Linked DNA regions of Homo sapiens: region 1 is linked to region 2. Evidence: read pairs that join two places in POLR2A ChIA-PET (ENCODE). Cell type or tissue: GM12878. All regions are shown on one strand. Each heading gives the region's core, and the rest is flanking DNA. Links, peaks and the distances in the headings are about the cores only.

What was found. Peaks named below come from ENCODE experiments on the same cell type or tissue, not always from the same donor. Only the 100,000 strongest peaks of a DNase experiment are listed, where the experiment ranks them.
Region 1: POLR2A ChIA-PET joins it to region 2 with 5 read pairs; 4 of 35 experiments call an interaction of 5 or more read pairs at or near these places.

What each region holds. Positions count from the first base shown.
Region 1 is chr11:46,512,987-46,519,926 of GRCh38, forward strand. The region is part of intron 7 of AMBRA1 (autophagy and beclin 1 regulator 1); the gene reads right to left. Among named protein-coding and RNA genes, the nearest start is that of MIR3160-1, 65 kb to the left of the region's middle. In GM12878, for the core only: no CTCF peak of the experiment used is centred there; no DNase peak of the experiment used is centred there.
Region 2 is chr11:46,434,244-46,441,183 of GRCh38, forward strand. It overlaps AMBRA1 (autophagy and beclin 1 regulator 1), which reads right to left. Exons shown (of 18, transcript NM_001387011.1): 13 at 606-794. Among named protein-coding and RNA genes, the nearest start is that of MIR3160-2, 14 kb to the right of the region's middle. In GM12878, for the core only: no CTCF peak of the experiment used is centred there; DNase peaks (open chromatin) are centred at 1,612 and 3,258.

The DNA.
Region 1 (6,940 bases), core at 1,026-6,025, 79 kb after region 2:
AGAGCTGCAAAACTCCCACACTGGACATGACCACTGCATTCTGCTGAATACTGCTCTTCAATGAGAAATGAACAAGTGCTTCAGAGACATGATCTTCTTTCTATTTGCAGTACCTCCAGTAGACAAATAGAAGGTTCGGATCAACACAGGAGTGAAAAATTAGGCACACACAGAGATTATCACATAGTGCTAACATTTATCTTGTTGTTTGGTTCCTCCATGCCATCATCATCCACATCTACTTCCTGTCTATCCATTCTGCTCTGCCTACGCTCTTTTTTCTTTTTTTTTTTTTTGTGAGAATTGAGTACTCCTCAGATATATAACTATAATATATCTATTAAAAATATAAATATATATAAGAGTACTCCATAGGCTTTCAACTGACAACGTTTACTTATATAATCTAGCCCAATAACAAACTCAACTGATCATATGTGATACGTACATTTTATTGAACACTTTTTTTGATGCCAGGTAATAGGTAATACTGAGCACTTCATATGTATTTGTTTAAACCTCACCACAACCTAGAAAGGTAGGTATGACTACATACATGAGAACACTGGGCCCAGAAGTTAAAGTGTATCACTCTGTGGCACATAACTATTAAGAGATAGTAACAGGACTCCAGGGAAGGCCTGTCTTAACTCCAAAATGCCTCAAATCTCTATTTTGTACTGCAAGACCTTCCACGGTCCAGGCAGGAAGCAAGAGCATATGTATTCAATGGAGACTGACAAACAGGAAGGTCTGTGGCCCATCATTTAGCTCCAGCCAATTGTTACTAAGCTAGAATATAGGCTCAGTATTGCTGGCTTTTCCTATTTTTTAAGGAAAGCTAGAAATCTGGAATTTTGTATAAAATCTCCTGATTGTTAAATTTTAGCTACAACTTTTTTTTTTTTTTTTTAAACAACAAGGGCCAGTCAGAACACGTATAATAAACACGGCCCAGGGGCTCCCTGGTTTGCATGTCTGACATGGTGCTTCCCAACTCACATGTGCCTTGGCAGCCAATCAAGCTCCTGCCCCAGAACATGTTTCAAAGGAAATGGTCTCAGAGAGGAACGCATATTGTTCCTCTCCAGCAGCATCTTGCCTGCCTTTCCTAGGAACAGGTCCCTGGCTCCCTGCCAGACTCTTCTTTAAAGCAGACCTGCAGGATAAGGACAGCAGCTACCAATCTTTTCCAATTGATTTAATTCAATTCACTGTTACTAAAACCATCTGGCTTTAGGTATAGTCCTGTGCGGTCACTTTATTCCAGCAACTGGCCCACTGCAGTACTTCCCCTAACAGCCTGGGGAAGAGACATAGCAAAGGCCCTAACAACCTGGCTTGCAACCTTTCCTGCCCAGGACAACCAACTATCAAGTAATGTTTTCTCTCTAGACAAGGCCTATATCCCCATACTTAGACACTTGTAACAATCCTACCACTGAACAGAGAGAACACAATGTAAACAAGGAGGAAGAGAGGAAAGCAATAAAATACATCTCTCTGGTTGAAAGACTAAATCTTCAGTAACATCACTGTGGTTCAAATGTGGCAGAAATGCTGTTTCATCAATTCTAAGACACACTTTTCACCTTTGAATGTGTCTGAGGTTGGGGTGTATTTTACAGTTGTGTGACACAGTTTAATTGGCAGGATTTTTTTTTTTTTGATAGAGACAGAGTCTGGCTATGTTGCCCAGGCTGGTCTCAAACTCCTAGCCTCAAGTGATCCTCCTGCCTCGGCCTCCCAAAGTCCCAGGATTACAGCCATAAGTCACTGTGCCTGCCCACTGGCAGGATTTTTTCATGATTTCATAGGAACACATAAAATAACGGCATGTCTTTGAGTCTTTTAAAATACAGAATGTGTGGGACAGGTAAGGGTAGTGAGAGATACAGAGTCTGGGAAAAAAGGAAAATCAAAATTTTGAGAAGAGTATTCAGGTCATTTATGCCATCTTATATAGTACTTATTTATCATTTAACAAACCAGTTCTTCAGGAACTGGGTGTGAGTTGAAGAATGGAAGCAAGGTCTGGGAGCAGCTGACTATCCTAGAATACCTAGAAGCTTGTTCCACCCTAAAGTGCTCTGGAGTTAGTCCTGAATGTCACCACCTGTTGTGTTATCCTCCAAGTGGTCGTTTAGTAAGCTGAGGCCCTTTGGCAAGCAGCATCCTCCACAGTGACCAAAAAACATCCTTCTTGGCTGGGCGTGGTGCCTCACGCCTGTAATCCCAACACTTTGGGAGGCCAGATGGGTGAACTGCCTGAGCTCAGGAGTTCAAGACCAGCCTGGGCAACATGGTGAGACTCCATCTCTACTAAAATACAAAAAAGTAGCCAGGCGTGGTGGTGCGTGCCTATAATCCCAGCTATTTGGAAGGCTGAGGCACGAGAATCACTTGAACCTGGGAGGCAGAGGTTGCAGTGAGCTGAGATCGCACTACTGCACTCCAGACTGGGTGACAGAGTGAGACTGCATCTCAAAACAAACAAACAAACAAACAAACAAACAAAAATACATCCTTCTTAAAGAAACTAATTATGGTAACAAAAGCAAATATTACCCCCAATCTGCTAAGGCAATGACAGTACTGAGTGAGATGAGATGATTTATTAGGAATGCTGTAAAGGAGATTCCTGATCTGAAGGGTTTGCATTAGGTAACTTCAGTTTTAATGACTCCATTTTTATTTTTTATTTTTTGAGACGCAGTCTCACTCTGTCACCCAGGCTGAAGTGCAGTGGCGCAATCTTGGCTCACTGCAACCTCCGCCTCCTGGGTTCAAGCGATTCTCCTGCCTCAGCCTCCTGAGTAGCTGGGATTAAAGGCATGCGCCACCACACCCGGCTAATTTTTGTACTTTTAGTAGAGATGGGGTTTCACCATGTTGGTCAGGCTGGTCTCAAACTCCTGACCTTCTGATCCGCCCGCTTTGGCCTCCCAAAGTGCTGGGATTACAGGTGTGAGCCACTGTGCTGGCCTTAATGACTCCATTTTACAATCCTAAAAGTCTATTTCCCACCTTAACTTCCTACCTTAATTAGGAAGACTTCTTTAAGTTGGAATAGACCCAAAATATGAAGCTTTGTTGCTGGAGAGTCTCTGATGAGGTTCTTTTGGAACACGCATCCCCTGTGCCTACTTACTACGGAATGTGTTGGCAACATTTGCTGCCCAGACAATATAGTGGAACTGGCAAGCCACATATATATGTCACTTTACTGCTAATGCACAAAAGCAGGAAAGCCAATCACCATGAATACACATATACACTGATGAAACATCAGTTCTTCATAGTTACAATACGAGTACTATCTGGAGTAAAAATAGGCTTCTCCAATTGGTGTGGAATAAAGAACTAGAGTTACTAGATGAGTAAACATCCTAGGAATGTTTACCACCATTGCTAGGAACCTCAAAGAAAGATCTTTCTTTTTTTTTTTTTTTTTTTTTTTTTGAGACGGTGTCTCGCTCTGTTGCCCAGGCTGGAGTGCAGTGGCACGATCTCGGCTCACTGCAAGCTCCGCCTCCTGGGTTCGAGCCATTCTCCTGCCTCAGCCTCCCAAGTAGCTGGGACTACAGGCACCTGCCACCATGCCTGGCTAATTTCTTTTTGTATTTTTAGTAGAGACAGGGTTTCACCGTGTTAGCCAGGATGGTCTTGATCTCCTGACCTCATGATCCGCCCACCTCGGCCTCCCAAAGTGCTGGGATTACAGGCGTGACCCACTGCGCCCGGCCAAAAGATCTTTCTTTCCCAGTGTTAGCCTGTTACAGACAGCTGTCAACGGGAAATGGTAGGAGAAAATTGAATGCGATGGCAGTTCTGCACATTCTGCTGTGACCACCACAAACTTGACTTGACTTAATCTATCACAAGAAATCAGGGAGGGCCTAGGAAGGGCTCAGACAAGCTTGTTCAGGTTCGAAGCTGCTATCACTGAAGCTGAAGAAAAAAAAAATACAAAAACACAATACAACCAAACAAAATACTTCCTTGTTTTCTCTACTTGCCTGGTTCATTTTATACACCACTGGTGTCCAAGTGAGGTATACGAGGGGTTGTGCTATTTGATCCATTGGACAGCAAGGGGGAAATATTACAACTTCTGCTATATAATATATAATCATAACACACATGGATTACTCAAAAGCTTTTTTTTTTTTTTTTTTTGAGATGGAGTTTCCCTCTTTTGCCCAGGCTGGAGTGCAATGGTGCAATCTCGGCTCACTGCAACCTCCGCCTCCCGGGTTCAAGTGATTCTCTTGCCTCAGCCTCCCAAGTAGCTGGGATTACAGGCGTCCACCACCACACCCAGCTGATTTTTGTATTTTTAGTAAAAACAGGGTTGCACCATGTTGGCTGGAGCTGGTCTCAATCTTCTGACCTCAGGTGATCCACCCGCCTCGGCCTCCCAAAGTGCTAGGATTACAGGCGTAAGCCACCGCGCCCGGCTAGAAAGCATTTTATTAATAAGGTTTTTTTTTTTTTTTTTTTTTTTTTTTAAGTCTGAAGGCCACTGCTCTATCAAACTATATATTACTTTAACAATACTAAACAGGCCGGGTGCAGTGGCTCACGCCTGTAATCCCAGCACTTTGGGAGGCTGAGGCAGGTGGATCACGAGGTCAGGAGATCGAGACCATCCTGGCTAACATGGTGAAACCATGTCTCTACTAAAAATACAAAAAATTAGCCGGGCCTGGTGGCACACGCCTGTCCCAGCTACTTGGGAGGCTGAGGCAGGAGAATCGCTTGAACCCGGGAGGCAGAGGTTGCAGTGAGCCAAGATCGCGCCACTGCACTCCAGCCTGGGCAACAGGGACAGACTCTGTCTCAAAAAAAAAAAAAAAAAAATGCCAAATACTTAAAGAATAGGATAAGCTTAAATATAAAAAACTATAAGCATATAAAAGTATACCCATATTCGTATATATATAGAGAGAGAGAGAACAAAAGAAGATAATAAAGCCAATGTGGCAAAATGTTAACATTTAGGGAATGTGGGTAAAGGGTATATGGGAATCCTCTATACGTTTTCTGCAAGTTTGAAATTATTTCAAAATGAAAAACAAAAACATACAACACACAAAAATCTTAAAGTAAAATACTGAAAAGAAAGAGATAGCCATTTGTTTTCAGAAGAATTACTCACGGCCAGGCGCGGTGGCTCACGCCTGTAATCCCAGCACTTTGGGAGGCCGAGGTGGGCAGATCACCTGAGGTCAGGAGTTCGAGACCAGCCTGGCTAACATGGTGAAACTCCATCTCTACTAAAAATGCAAAAATTAGCCGGGCGTGGTGGTGGGCTCCCGTAGTCCCAGCTACTTGGGAAGCTGAGGCAGGAGAATGGCATGAACCTGGGAGGCGGAGCTTGCAGTGAGCCAAGATAGCGCCGCTGTACTCCAGCCTAGGTGACAGAGCAAGACTCCGTCTCAAAAAAAAAAAAAAAAAAAAAAAAAGAATTACTCACTTTGTAAAAAGATTTCTTAGAATAGCAACTTGCCCTAATGCTCTACAGCAGGTTTGGTAAACTACAGGCCCCAGGTCAGCTGTCTTCTTTTGTAAATAAGTGGCTACTTTGGAGCTGGCAAGGCAGAACTGAGGAATCCTGATAGAGACAAAGCCTAAAATACCTACTGCCTAGCCCTTTACAGAAGATGTTCGCCCATTTCTGCTCTAAAACATTTGCTTACATAGAATTCTTTAAATTACTAAGGGACAGAACAAAAAAGAACTTGAAATTAAAGTATTGTGCACTGGAAAAAAAACATCAAAAATGAATATTAAGCTCTGCTAAAATCATAATAGGCATATAATTCAAACTGTGAAATCCTGAACATTTTTAAAAGAATACAACTATTTTTTCTTTCCCTGATTAATATTCTGAGTTATGTGCAAAGAAGTTCCCTGTATCAGCTGTATTCTTGATCACTAGGAATACAATTTTTAAAATAGTCAAAGAAAGCTCTGGAAAAGAAAAAAAGTGGTCGGAGCAGATCAACTGAAAGAAAAGAACCTTCACTTCATTATTTTATTTTATTTCATTTTTTGAGACAGAGTTTCTGTCACCCAGGCTGGAGTACAGTGGCGCGATCTTGGCTAACTGCAACTTCTGCTTCCTGTGCTTAAGCAATTCTCTTGCCTCAGCCTCCCGAGTAGCTGGGGCTACAGGCATGCACCACCAAGCCTGGCTAATTTTTGTATTTTTAGTAGAGACGGGATTTCACCATGTTGTCCAGGCTGGTCTTGATCTCCTGGCCTCATATAATCCACCCACTTTGGCCTCCCAACATGCTGGGATTACAGGCATGCGCCACCATGCCCGGCCCCTTCACTTCAAATTCAATAGATATCAGAGTTGAGGTGCAGAAAGTCTGGGTACTAGTCCATATGGAATAAACAAACCGTGGACAACTCCTCCTTACTAAAAAATTATAACCTGAAGATACTCTTTTAACTGGTTGTCAGATCACAGAGAAAAATCAATATCCTAAAGCAAACAAACATGTTTGGACTTTCTCCAACCACTGGAAACAATCAATTGCTAGAACTCTCTGGCCTCTACTGTTAGGGAATGCTGGCTCCCAGAAGGTAAGGTGCCACTGGTGCCCCATGCCTAATGAATAACTTTACAGCCTAGCTTTGATGTCTGGATGGCAACCGCTATTTCCATCCGGGAGCACCAAACCCAAATTAACAGCTTCCTTCTGCCTAGGAAATAAAATCCAGATTCCTCAGCAGGGCATTTGGTATTCAAGCTTTGCAGCCAAATTTCTCATTCCTTTTGGATATACTATATGCTCTAGTCCAGTGGTTTACAAACTTTTTGCTCCCAGGACTCCTTTAACACTCTTAAAAATTATGAGGATCCCGGTGGCTCACGCCTGTAATCCCAGCACTTTGGGAGGCCAAGGTGGGCGGATCACCTGAG
Region 2 (6,940 bases), core at 695-5,694:
ATGAACACTGTTCTGTAAGAGCATTTTAAGGGCCAATGGAGCAGTTCTATCACTGCACCATCATTTGTTTAGTCAACTCTTAAAAAAAAAACAAAAAACACTTAAATTCAACTCAAGGTGACACCAACAAAACACCCACCCCACCCTCCCGCAAAACAAACAAACAAACAAACAAAAAAGTCTCAAGGCAACAATTTGGCATTTTTCTGTATGGTAACACTGCTGTGAACACCCTTGTATGTAAATCTTTGTATAGTTTTCTGATTATTTCCTTAAAAGCTGGATTGCCAAAGAGCTGACACATTTTGGGAGGTTTTAAATACACAATGCCAAACTGTCTTGCAGTGCATGTGTGTGCTACAACCACCTCCTCCCTTATTCCTGACCGTCGTAACAGGGGCATGCGGTAGGACTCTAATGCTCAGATGCTTCTGCAATGTTACTAGCCAGCACTCCTGCAAAGCAATCTTTCTCTGGCCTGTGCCCCAGTGAAGGTAGGGGCAGTATGTGACCATTACTCCCACCCAAGCTGTGCCTCACCTAGCAATGACCATGCCAAGGCACCAGCGTCCCTCTGTCATTAGGTTGGGCTTCCTATCCCTTACCAAATCGCTTGGTGTAGAGCATTTCGCCCAGGTTATGGGGGGCCAGGGAGTACACTGCCAGGATGCCTTCATCAGGAAAGCCCCTCTGGCTGCTGGGGATGAAAGCTGCCAGGAGCTGGCCATCTGCAGAAATGTCACAGCTGGCATCATTGTAGATCTTGCAGTTCTGCACCAGCACATTCACGGAAGCTGCATCAGACAAAGAAAGAAAAGAGGATAAGAAACTTTGGAGTTGATACTGTAAAAATTCTGGGGCCAAGAAACTTTAGGGACTTCCTAAGGGCCTGAACCTTGTCTAGAAATGCTAAAGAATACCTTCTCATTCAAACTAAAATGTCAAATGAACAAAACACAGGAGGCAAGAAAAGTATGTCTCTTCTCCCACCTTAGCAGGAAACTATAGGATAGTCAACACCACCACAACCACCTGCTGAGTCTTAGTTCACATTTAGGAAATACCGCTTGAGAGATTAGATAAGGAAAAAGTTATTAAAAATTATTCCTAGAGAGCCATTTAACAGCTGTTATTGTCCCAGAGATCAAAACCAAGATAAATGAAAATGCAAACCCACTGGTTCCAAGAAAAAGATGATACAGGTAGAGCTTTCTTGGGGCAGGAATCCTATTCAACACCTGTTATGTGACCTTGGAGAAGAAAGTCATTTCATAAATTTGTATCTTACTTTCTCATTTAAGAGAAAGAGAACTGGAACATCTAGAGACCAGTTTTCTGGAACAGCTCCTTGCTAATACTAATCTCTAACTCTACCAAGAGAGGAAACAGAACAAAGCCCAGCTGCGGCTGGATGGCCAGGGCTCTTTTCATTTCCCACTATGCTCTATGCCAATGTCCATGACAGCCCTAGTCTGCACTTTGCAGCTCCTGAGAACAAACTGCAGGGTCAGGCAGGCAGCAGGCTCAGCCTGGTAAGGTGGCAAGATCTGAGGGTGGAGGAATGTCTGTTGGTGAGGAGCATCCACTCCACACAACAGCACCAATGAGATGTTAACTGGCACTGTGCCTATAGGCCTTGTTTCGGTTTTCATTTGAATCCCTCTGAGTCCCACCGTGTGATTCCCTGCCAGGAAGAAGTGGCTTACCCTTGATGTGAGCATAGAACAAGAGTGCCCACATCATGGGCCCGGGCAGAACAGCACAACACATTCAAACAGACCAAGCTCATCAGGGCTTTGTCTCATGTAGATATACCTCAAGCAAAAAAACTTTTCACTGTTTCTCTTATTTGAAGGAGATGTCCACTGTCAGAGGCATTGTGGTAATTTTTTAAAAGCCAAGCTCAGCTGCCCTCGCCAGAGTCCAGGTGATCTACTGCAGTAATCCAAAAAAAGTCAAGGGCAAGTTTCCCTAGGAAATTACCTCAAGGAAAACAAAACAAGGAATTGCTCTTTCAGAGGCCCCCAGGCTTATGTGATCTGATACTTAAGAGTGATTTGTAAAACTCTATTTGTTCTCCTTTCCCTGTGTGTTGCTAATGAGATGACAGTGTATATCAAAAAAGGCATTAGAATACATTGATTAGGCTATTGTGCCAACTCGGGGGCTGACACCTACAGCACCATTACACATAAAACCGAAGAGGGACCACAAGGATGGTTCTGTTTGCTAACTAATAAAATAATGATATCCAAATACTCACTGCTATCACCATTAGGCCTTTCTACTGCTCAACTCCCAACCCACCATCTGGTCTAGCCTGTAAGGCTAGATTTATCTAATTAGCACTGGGACCGTCTGCTACTTACTACTCAGGGTCCCAAGCCCTTTGCCAAAACAAAAACAAAAACAAAAACAAAAACAAAACACGGCAATATCCCTCTCCTTTTCTGGATCAACACATGAATCCAGCTGGGGATATAGAACCAAAGGAACTGGGAGAAGTTTCAGAAGTGAGACCATCTTGGTTTTCTAACTCTGAGGCTGACAATGCTCAGAAAAATAAACAGAAACTAACAATTTACACTCTAACCACCAAAAGCAGGGAGAGAAAGAAAATAAAGAAATCATAAATGTTAAGTAGTACATGAACCTAAATAGGAAAGGAGATGAGACTCTATGGGCTTTAAGACAGCTTTGAACAGTTACCATTTTATCTACATTTAATGTCTCGAAAATGTCTGTTGGGTATGTTATTAAAGTAGACTTTCCTATCTTGCTGTTACATAGATCCAGCTCGTGTGTGTTAACGTTTATTTTGGTCAAACACCTAGAAGGCTATAGTAACCCTCAAAACTCATCACCAACACACAAAAAAGCATTTAACTGCTTACGGAGACAAGGTGTGCAGAGGAGAGTACAAGTAAGATTTTCCTTCTTCTGGAAAGCTTGGCTCTAAAACCCCTTAAAAACTGGGCATATGGACAAAAAGCATTTCGTCAGCCTCAAATCCAGGCCACTGTGCTTGCATTTGTATTATATGATGACGATTCCAAGTCAATAGCTATCTCCCAAATTCTGCCCTCTCCCCTGACTCCACCCAACTTCATAACTCTTCCTGGCTACTGCAATGAGCTCACAGAGATATGCAAAGGACAAACGAAAAGAGAATGCTGAAAATTGTAACAGCTTCTCCGGTAGCATATTCAGTTTCAGAAATTTTGCAGCTCATGATCTGGGGTTTCACTTCTACCCTAATGGGATGTGGTGGCATAGAGTGATTTGGTAGCTCCATTGCACTGGGTTCTGTTTACAATTTCATTCTCACATTTGCTGTTTGTTGTCTATTAATTTCACATGTGGAAAAGGAAATGTTCAGTTACAATAAGTGTCACTGCTTCCATTCACTTGTGCAGCTTCCTCTCGTAAGGCTGAAATTTTGATGAGTTAATTCATACAGGAAGAGATTTCTTGGATCTCAATTACTTGTTTATTTAGGCCACAGGAAAGTAATGTACTAATGACAAAGAACAACTAACTCATCCTTTTTGGATTCAACAATAATATAAGGTAGAGAGAAAAGGGAGAAGTAAAATATAGCCGAAGACACCGGCTATAGCTTACACACCATTAGAAGTCTTTGTGGTGCTCCATACCTTGTGTGACCCCAGCAGCACACAAACTTTAACACGTATCAAACTCACCAGGAGGGCATATTAAAACACAGAATGCTGGGACGGGGCCTGAGAATTTGCATTTCTAACAAATTCCCAGGTGTCTCTGATGTTGCCGGACTGGGACTACACCTGAGAAATGCGACCTTGTCAAATAATCCTTAGTCTGGGAGATGCATCTCCAGCAACTGGCTTTCACTTAAAGGCAAAAAACATATTGGAAAAAAATGATGGGGTATTTAGCTGGGCAGTGAAGAATGGAAATAAAGATTAGGAAAGAAAGGATTTTCAAATCAAAACTGCTCTAGAACTTCAGGGGGCAGCTCCGGAGGGAGAAAAAACAATGCAGGAGACAGCAGGAAGCCATGTTCCAGACTCTGCAATGTAATCTCCTCCCAATTAGAAATGATTTCCAAGTGAAAATGCCCTAGCAGGGAATGGGAGGGGTTAGAAATACTGATGCCTGGAGGAGCAGATGGCTCTGCCTTCCTATCAGCTCCATAAATTATAAACAAACACCTTGTACAAAGATCGATTTGTAGCCTGTTGCTGGCTGGCCAGATGAGGCCACGGGAGCAATTAGCAGTTGCAGTGCCTTTGCAAATGCATTAGATACCGATTTGGAAAACCCAAGGGGGGTTAAATCAGCAGAAAAATTTCCTCCTGGCTATCTCTGAGCCCCCTGGATTTCAGAATAAGGCCTGTACAGAGCTCCAGATGACCCATAAACACTCCCTGAAGGCACTATATCCCCTGTGGTATCGCCTGCCCCACACCACTCATCCGCCGGGTTTCTTAAGGCCTATTCTGACAGGACAGCCTAGTGACCAATTCCATTCACCCAGTAAGAGTTCACTCTTAAAAATCATAGTGAATCTAATGTGCCACTTTTTTCAGGAAAGCAATTTCAAAATTATTTATGCATGAGGCCTTATTCATAAACTTCTAAACACTAATCTCAAATCTCAAGTGAGAGAAGCAGGTGGCAAGATCTTTAGCCTAACTCCAGGAAAAGGTTAAATGCAATTCACATAAATCAACTTGGTGGTTGCTGAACTCATCAGTAAAACACAGAATCAGGCTGGGCTCACACCTGTAATCCCAGTACTACGGGAGGCCAAGGCAGGGTAATCACTTGAGGTCAGGAGCTCGAGACCAGCCTGGGCAACACAGCGAGATCTCATCTCTATAAAAAAAAATTTAAAAATCAGCCAGATATGGTGGCATGTGCCTGTAGGCCGAGTTACTTGGAAGGCCGAGGCAGGAGGATCATTTGAGCTCAGGAGTTTGAGGTTATAGTGAGATATGATCACGCCACTGTACTCCAGCCTGGGCAACAGAGCGAGACCCTGTGTCTAAAAATAATAATAAGTAAAATAAAACATAAAACCTCAAAGATTAAACTCACGTGGAACTTTCAAATGAATAATCAGACAGATCACTAGAACAGAACAGAGAGTCCAGAAATATATCTAAATACAGAAAAGAAATTAATAGTATGATGAAGATGACATCCCAAATAAATGGAGATAAATGGATTATTAATTAGTTGGGACAAGTGAGTAGCCATATGGGGGGGAAATTGGATCATACTTTGATTATTTGGGACTAAATTTCCTAGTGAATCAAAGACTTAACTATTAAAAAACTAAAATATAAAAGTTATAAATGATCTCCCTAATGATGACACAAAACCAAGGAACCATAAAAGGAAAGTTGTATAATTTTGACTCCTTAAAATAAGTTCTATGACAAAAATAACCTTCAGCAAAGTCAAAACTCGAATGACAAGTAGGAAGCTCCTATTATAAGTTAATTTTCTGATTTATAAAGAATTCCTGTAAAATTGCTAAGGAAAAGACCAGTAACACAACAGAAAAATTGGTAAAGCACATGGACAGGTCAAGAGAAGGGAACACAAATGGCTGTGTATATGAAGAGGCATGCAATCTTGTTTGTAACACAAAAAATACAAATTTAAAATGCCCACATACTACTTTTTTTTTTTAACATATCAGATTTGCAAATATCCAAAAATTTGATAGTACATTCTATCAGCAAGAGTTTATGAAATCAGGCACTCTCATGAACTCCAAGTGGAATAATAATTTGGCACGAGCTGTATAGAGTGTGGTATGGCAATAACTACACACTCTTCCCCCCTGCAATTCCATTTCTAGAAATGTATCCTAGAGATATACCTGCATATGTGCAAAATGATAAACTGCAGCACAGTTTGTAGAGTAAAAGATTGAAAATGACCTAAAGGTCCTTTAATAGTAGACTAGTTATGGTACATTCATACAATGGAATAGTAGGCAGTCATAAAAAAGAACAAATAAGCTCTTTATATACTGACATGAAAAGAACACTGAGCTATACTGTAAAGAAAAAGGGCAGGAAGTACAGACGAGTACATACAGCATGCTACCATTTGGGTTAAATAAAAGGCAGAAAAACATAAATTTGCATTTGCTTGTATATACATATAATATTTCTGAAAAGATATATAAGGAACTGCTAACAGTGGTTACATGTGAGGAGGAGTGGTAGGATTTGGGGGCTTCTTACTGTATTAATCTTTTATATTTTTTAAATTTTTGAACAGTAATATCAATTTCAGATGACAATTAAAGAAAGAAAGTGACAAAATAACAAAACAAAATAATTTTAAATAAATTATGGCCAACTTTAAATAAATTATGGAACAGAAAGCTAGAAATGAAGAAGCAAACTTCATTTTCAATAAGGGAAAATGTGGATTGTGGTTAATTTCCAGCAGAGTTAAAGAATGAATTACTGGACATGTGGCCTATAAGCACTTAGAAATAGATGGTTGCTGCTGAAGTTTCATTGAGACAGGACATGAAAAATTAAACTGATTTTCCTTGTCCAATAAAGATACCAAGACTGGCATCAGGAAATGCCACAGACAGAGAATATCTTAATTATTTTAAGGCAACTGGCAAAGTCTTATAATATCATACAGACAAGATAGAAAAATGTCGTCCTCAGATATGAACAACCAAGCCCAGAGTGGTAATTCATAAACCAAAATCAACACAGAGGAAGTCCACAGTAATGTACTACAAGGTTTGGTGCAATGCCCTGCCTGATTCACTACTTTTTGCTAACAATCTGACAGAAGACAGAAAAGCATGTTTATTGAATTAGTAGACAATGGAATACTGAGAAAGAAGGACTAAAACAAAGTTCAAATAGATGATGAGAGGCAGGAAAAAGAAACTACAGTTGACAGAAAAAAT